2 separate regions of the Homo sapiens genome follow, and region 2 is linked to region 1. Evidence: chromatin contacts called from ENCODE Hi-C or POLR2A ChIA-PET data. All regions are on one chromosome and are shown on one strand. Each heading gives the region's core, a stretch centred on a gene start or an enhancer-like site at or near the end of the contact. The rest is flanking DNA. Distances are from core to core; before and after follow the strand shown. Region 1 overlaps CYSTM1 (cysteine rich transmembrane module containing 1). Region 2 overlaps PFDN1 (prefoldin subunit 1).

Region 1 (3,630 bases), core at 401-2,900:
AACTCTACCGGATGGGGTGAAATCAGATGCCCTCTGGCCCTCCCAGCATATTTTTGGAGGGTCCCTACATACCTGCTCCATCTACAAGGCCAACCTTACTTAGTTTTCCACCTTACAGTTTTCATGGCAAGAGGCTGGTCATGATTGTGGAGACTTTTTAAATCTGGCTTCAGTGACAAGCTGGCCAAGCCTGATAGAGTTCACCATGGAAGGGAGTTGTTTCCCTAAACTCTGGCCCTGTCTTCCAGGGCCAGAGTCCTAGTTACAGTCGTACAAGCCAGGCCACCACTTCTGTCTCCTTTTCTCTGCTGGTGAAGTCTCTAGCCTCACATTTGCCAAATAATCACATCTCAGTGGGTAAAGTGGGGATTTTCAGGACCATTTGCCCTTGATTCTAGGTGGATGTCAGCTTGTGTTACAAAACAGTGTTACGAAACAGCAGGAATTGCGGTGGATAATTTGGCATAGCCCAGGCACCCTGCACAGTTCTTTGCAAATCTACAAGGAATGGCCTTTGTTTCTCTGAAATCGTGGGCAGTGTGCTGCAGGTAGTAGAGGGGAGGGGTGGGAGACAGTCCTTACAAGTGAGGGTTGCCCCCGAATCACCTTCTCACCACATTCATTGAGAATGGTCATCCTGTCCCATCCCTGACCTTGGAACTCACTGTGTACCAGCCTCTAAACTGAGGTGCGTTCAGGAGAAAACACTACTGTTTTTACTGTCATAAAATTAAGCCTGGCAGTAGAAAAAGAAAACAACCTGCGGTGCTTTGCATAAATATATCTCCTGGAGCTGTTAATCAGTAACACAGGAATCTGGTACCTTTTGAAGCCAGTTATGGTCTGTATACCTAAGATAAAACACGTTTTATGTTCATTAAAAATGATATGGCAGTGTTTACCTTCTTAGAAAATGCAGCAAGTACTATTTGAATGAGACTCCTGGGCCAGCACTCAATGTGAATCAGGCTAACATTGACGATAACAGAGTAGTCTGTGCCTGCCTGTGCCTGGACACTAATTGGAAAAACCCAACAGCTACCTCCTTGGTGATCTCTGCCCATTTGGGCAAGTTCCAAAGAGCCAGCTCCACTCAAAGTAACTTCTCTCTTTTTTTTTTCTGTAACCCAGTGCCTGAAAACCAGGAGGAAATCATTTCCCTGATTTCTGTTTAGCCTTCTAAAATCATGGCAGTAGTTGTCTTATATTCAAGGGCCACTGACATTGGGGGTTTTTGGTTTCTAAGTCATTTCCTATCTCTGTTTCACTCTTACCTTTTCTCTCCTTGCTTTATTTCTATGCTTCCCTGGTTTCAAGCATCATTCTTGCTGCTCAGCAGGGTATGAAATAACAGTTCATGCATTAATCACCCTAACCACGGTTCCATCCTGAGGGCAAGGGACTGTCAGGCCATGGTGGCCCTATCAGTCAGAAGCCAGGGCTATTAGGGCTGGCTGTGGCAGCCAGGGCCCATCTAAGATGATGCCCATTTCTTGGTGAGCCACTCACTAGCCATCGTTTATTGAATTTTCTTCTAGCAGTGCAAGAAGAGAGAAATGAGGAGAGGGCGGTAATAAGATTAACATTCCTCTCACCTTAACTCATTGAAAGGATCTGTCATGATTTTGTTCCAATTGTGTTTATAATTGGTCTTGCCCAGTTTGGCATGTGGCTGTGAGCTTCCTGAGATGGGTCTTTGTCTTCTTTTCAAGTGGTCTGTGAGCTGCCTGAGTCAGGGATGATGTCTCTTGTTTCTGGACTCCTCTGCAGGGTTGGCTGTGTCAGGAAAATGCAAAGTGAGCATGTGAGGTGGGAAGGAGACTGAGCTAAGTGTCAGCAACAGCAGCTTCTTTCTCCTTCAGCACATTTGCTGGATGTGAGATATAGTTGGAGCAGTCTAGAAGAGTCTTCAAGCAGGAGGGCAGGTGGGCACACAGGCAGGCAGAGTGGACTTACTGTTTTGTGACCATGAGGTGTCTCTGGCTGGCTGGAGTCCAGGCTGGCTCCAGGGGCCTGCAGGATTGATTCATGCTACCAAACCAAAGAGAACTGAAGCTGCTGCTGGGACAGAACATCCTGAGCCACCAACGTACAGAGTTTTGCCTGCTGTGAAGCTCAGCTCTGGTGTCTTTTTCCCCAAGTGTTGAAGTGTCCTGGAATTCTCATGTATAAACAGAGGATTAAAGAATGCAAGTTTCTTAGCTATTTAGGAGGCTGAAGCAGAAGGATCACTTCAGTCTAGGAGTTCGAGGTTACCGTGAGCTATGATTGCACCACTGCACTCCAGACTGGGTGACACAGCAAGACCCTGTCTCTTGAGAAAAGAAAAAAATAATGCAGGTTTTTATGTATGTGATAAAATTCTCATAAAATTTGCCATTTTAACCATTTTTAATGTACAATTCATTGGCATTAAGTACATTCACATTGTTGTGAAACCGTCACCACCACTCATCTCCAAAACTCTTTTCATCTTCCCAAACTGAAACTGTGTCCCTGTTGAACAACAACTCACCATTTTCTCCTACCTCCAGCCCCTAGCAACCACCATTCTACTTTCCATGTCTATGAATTTGACTACACTGAGTACCTCATATAAGTGGAATCATATAGTATTTGTCCTTCTGGACTGGCTTATTTCACTTAGCACAATGTCCTCAAGATTCATCCATGCTGTAGCGTGTGTCAGGATTTCCTTCCTTTTTTAGACTGAATAATATTCATTGCATATTTATACCACATTTCGTTTATCCATTGACACTTGGGTTGCTTCCACCTTTTGACTATGTTTCTAAATACTGCTGCTGCAAACATGGGTGTACAAATATCTGTTCAAGTCCCTACTTTCAATTCATTTGGGTAAGGGTTTAAAGCACAAGGAGCAGGATGTCTTTGAAGATCAGTTTCTGATGAATCACCGTTCTCTGCTGAGCAAAAGTCAGCTTTACTCACCATCTAATTTTAGACTCCAGCATAACTATCACTGGACACTCATAATATCAGACTTCATTTTGATATTTGATAGGCTTTCACAACATTTTATAATTCCAGTTTGATATATCCCCGATATATCCCCTTTCATTGACCACATTTCAGCTGGCCACTTCCTTATGATTGTGGAGGCACCCTTGTCACTTATTGGTGGGCACTGGACTAGGCAGTGCGCCTTACTACCGCCAGCTTGCTCTAGTGGCGTGGGCTCTTAATGACTTTGACCCTTCTCTTTCCTGACCCTAGTTGAGCTGGGCTTTTGGCCTTGTCCCCAGACCTGGCTCTTAGGACTTGAAACCATGAGCCTGCTGATGACTAAGACTGTTGAAGCCACTTGTCTTCCCCTCATGGCAGCTTTGTGCAAGCATGGTATTATCCCCCATGTCTTCCAGTTTTTGTAATCTGCTTTTGTTTCATCCAATTCTTATACAACATTTAGAATTATTGGAATTACATATGTGTAACTTCCTAGGAAAGTATATTTCTGAAATGCCTTGGCACAGGACCGGTTTTTCCCCATACCAGCTAAGGACACACTTGGGTGATAATTGGCTTCCTTGAGCCAGTGTCCATCTGTATTTGCCAGGCCACTTAGGAAGTAGAGATGGCTGGTTGTGAAACTCTTGTCTTAATGGGCAT
Region 2 (3,415 bases), core at 853-3,352, 64 kb after region 1:
AAGTAAGTGAACTGAAATATTTCCCCTCCACTGGAACCAAGGGAAGACCCCAGTTATGCAAATCTCTTTCAGGACTGTCTAAGGAAGCTAAAATATATTTCAATTTAATATTGCAATTAATTAAGCAAGATTTTTCTTCTCTTTGCACTAACAGAGTTCAGCAACAAAGAACTAAACATCATCTCTTAACAAAAAGTCAAACGAGAAAACACATCAAGGTAGCAACATGCAGTTTCCTCTGCCAACCCCACAAAAACATCATTGTGCCTAGGTGGGTTCTTATCAAGAGAGTCCGTTATTATAGATATAAGACAAGTAAAAACAGACCAAAAAGGGCAATTAGCTATGCCCCAACACCTGGAAGGAAACTGCCTTGTCCCCTCTTCTTCATAACTAAGCCTTACCACACATATTAATAAAATCTGAAGAACTTCTTTTACTCCACTAATTATTAAGCTTATATCCTAATGCGGCCAGCCCAGATAATTTTTTTTTTTGAGACGGAGTCTCGCTCTGTTGCCCAGGCTGGAGTGCAGTGGCATGATCTTGGCTCACTGCAAGCTCCACCTCCCGGGTTCATGCCATTCTCCTGCCTCAGCCTCCCGAGTAGCTGGGACTACAGGCGCCCACCACCACGCCTGGCTAATTTTTTCTATTTTTTAGTAGAGACAGGGTTTCACCATGTTAGCCAGGATGGTCTCGATTTCCTGACCTCGTGATCTGCCCGCCTCGGCCTCCCAAAGTGCTGGGATTACAGGCATGAGCCACCACGCCCAGCCCAGCCCAACTGATGATCTTAGTCTTCAGTAGTAACTTGATTCTTTGTAAAACCTTACTGTATATTTACAGGAAAGAGAGCCCACATTCATGCAAAACAAGGATTAATTCCAGGTCTTTTACTATAGAACCCTTCATGTCTAAAATATTCTTACTGGATCCAAGAGATGGGTGCTATTTCAGATAAGATTATGGTTTACAGAATATTTTTCTCAGAACTAACTCATATTTGTATTTGAAGAGAAGAGTTGTTTTGAACAGTACTAAGTCTCAGTAATGTTATGTAAAAACTATTCTAAAACAAGGTGCAAGAGTCACCAAATTATGTCATGACATGTGTGATTTTACTGAGAAAGTCTTTTAGCCATGGAAATAATTTTTTGAGTAAAATATACATTTTTAAGTAGCACTGATAGCTGGCCAATGAGTACTATTCTCAAATAAAAGGTCATCAGACATCATCTTTATTAGTGTCTGGGAAAATTTCAAAGCTAAGATTAGAGGTCAAGTCATTACTTATGTGGCCTTTAAAAATAAAGTATCTGAACAGATACTAAATCTCTTGAGCAGAAAATAAAATTACTAGAAAGCAAGAACACTCAACAACAAAAACACGTTTTTCCATGACCACATATCCTTTGAGGTAGCTATACTGGACTGTGCCAACTTCAAAGGCCAGAGAGATTCCACCGAAGCTGGCCAACTTACTACTACAAACCTAAGGACATCTCAGCCACGCAAGTTTTAACAAGGATGAATGTTGGGTAAATGCAAATGTCTACCTCAAAGAGTAGTTACACAGTAAAAATTCAAACACAAAAACTTATGGAAAGTTTGGTTTAGTCCTCAATTTAAAAAATGGCAAAGATATATTGTATGAAGACTGGAAAAGGCTCCAAGAAACATCTGATTTCTGAAAAAAAGTCTTTGGAAAACATCTTTCTTATTGTTTAAAAGGGCATTGGATTATCAGATACTATGTGAAGAGAAAGGATTTATCATGATAATATAAGTCTTATCATAAGCAAATATTATGTACACAGTTGCTCAATGTAGAGAATCTCATAGTCATTCTGCCTGATTGTTTATGGAAAGCCAAATAGTAAATAAAGAATTCTGGAGTTCAAAATGTACCAATAAGGAAAAATAAACCATGAAGAGGGAAAGTATTCTCTCATGACAAATAATATGCAGATAACATGCTTAAAATACTCAGGATTATATAACCTGAATTCGAGTTGATGCTTTGCAAAAGGCCTCTTCTTTGACCTGGAAATCAGTGCCACGTGCCTCTGCACTGTCCACTCTCAAGGACTTGTAACCTGCTATTTCACTTCCTCATTTATTTGTAATTATGCCATCTGAAAACATAATTCTGAGACTTTCGGTTTTGATTATTTGAGAAACATCAGACTCCGTTTTCTAAATCATCCTGCAGTTTGGTACAACTTCCACTTTCTTATAACTCAGTATGAATCAAAACCATTGTTCACCTGCCCAAAACACAATCCCAGATCACTTGCACTGCTGCATTTTGGACACAATTTCCAAAGTATGGTCACCTAGACATATGCTATTCAGAAACAACAAAATGCTTATGACGAGTTCACTTTGGGTGGGAAATTTTTAGAGGGTGTCTAAAAACGTATCCTATTAGCATTTAGGTTTCAGGGTATTCACAAATTAAGCAGCATAGAAAAGACATAAGAATGAGCCTATCTTCAGGAGAATGGCGTGAACCCGGGAGGTGGAGTTTGCAGTGAGCCGAGATCGCGCCACTGCACTCCAGCCTGGGCAACAGAGCGAGACTCCATCTCAAAAAAAAAAAAAAAAGAATGAGCCTATCTTGCTTCTTTGCCTAACTCCACTGGTGAGGAAAGTTACTGAATTTTTACGTCGTAATTTTTAGCGTGGAAGCAAGTAGAAATAAATTGAACTTCTTTTTTTAAAATTTTTTTAAATTGAATTTATTTCTTACTTTAATCACTTCCTTAGTAAGGAAGTGATTAAAACTTTATGGCACATCCACATTGTGGACTGCTCAGTGAGTTACAGACTTCTGTTATTGGCATAATGAAGAGTAGATACCCTGAACACTCCTGATTAGAAACAAAGGAAAAAAAAATTTTTTTTTAACATTTTGTTGAACTAACACAAAAGGAAGGATTCCACAAAGGTCCAAAGTGAAGTGAAACTGGGAATTCAGGAATGTAAGACAGCAGTAAATTGGCTTTCATCCTGAGAGTTTATGCTGAATCCTGGAGACCTTAAGTATCCACACTGGCACAGAAATAGGATACAAAACAGGAGATAAAACCAAGGGGGCAGCCAGGCATAATGGCATGCACCTGTAGTCCTAGCTACTCAGAAAGCTGAGGTGTGAGGATTGCTTAAATCCAAGAGTTCAAGTCCAGCCCAGGCAACATAGCAATGCCCCATGTCTAAAAAATAAATAAATTTTTTTAAAAAAGAATGACTAATTAAATAAAAAACCAAACCGAAATTTAAAAAAAAATATTTTTTTTATTGACATGTAAAGATGTCAATATAGTAAGTTAGTAAGTAAGTAAAAACTCAAGTTTAAAAAATTAGCACGTCAGCCAGGCGTGGTGGTTCACACCTGCAATCCCTGCACTTT

What was found. Hi-C counts contacts between places; a loop is a spot of excess contacts on that map. ChIA-PET counts read pairs that join two places held with the same protein, here RNA polymerase II (POLR2A). Pooled maps may share reads with other maps.
Region 2: a map with no recorded cell type shows a loop between it and region 1 (4-fold over the local background). The contact joins two enhancer-like sites. A Hi-C loop is called at or near these places in 2 of 37 single-sample maps with no recorded cell type and 3 of 50 pooled maps. POLR2A ChIA-PET finds 5 or more read pairs at or near these places in 1 of 52 experiments (naive thymus-derived CD4-positive, alpha-beta T cell).

Annotation. Positions count from the first base shown.
Region 1 is chr5:140,218,857-140,222,486 of GRCh38, forward strand. The region is part of intron 2 of CYSTM1 (cysteine rich transmembrane module containing 1); the gene reads left to right. Among named protein-coding and RNA genes, the nearest start is that of CYSTM1, 45 kb to the left of the region's middle. Within about 2 kb of position 1,651, at least 15 of the 41 ENCODE cell types and tissues checked have a DNase peak (open chromatin) inside an H3K27ac peak, as active enhancers do.
Region 2 is chr5:140,282,754-140,286,168 of GRCh38, forward strand. The region is part of intron 2 of PFDN1 (prefoldin subunit 1); the gene reads right to left. Among named protein-coding and RNA genes, the nearest start is that of PFDN1, 19 kb to the right of the region's middle. Within about 2 kb of position 2,103, at least 4 of the 41 ENCODE cell types and tissues checked have a DNase peak (open chromatin) inside an H3K27ac peak, as active enhancers do.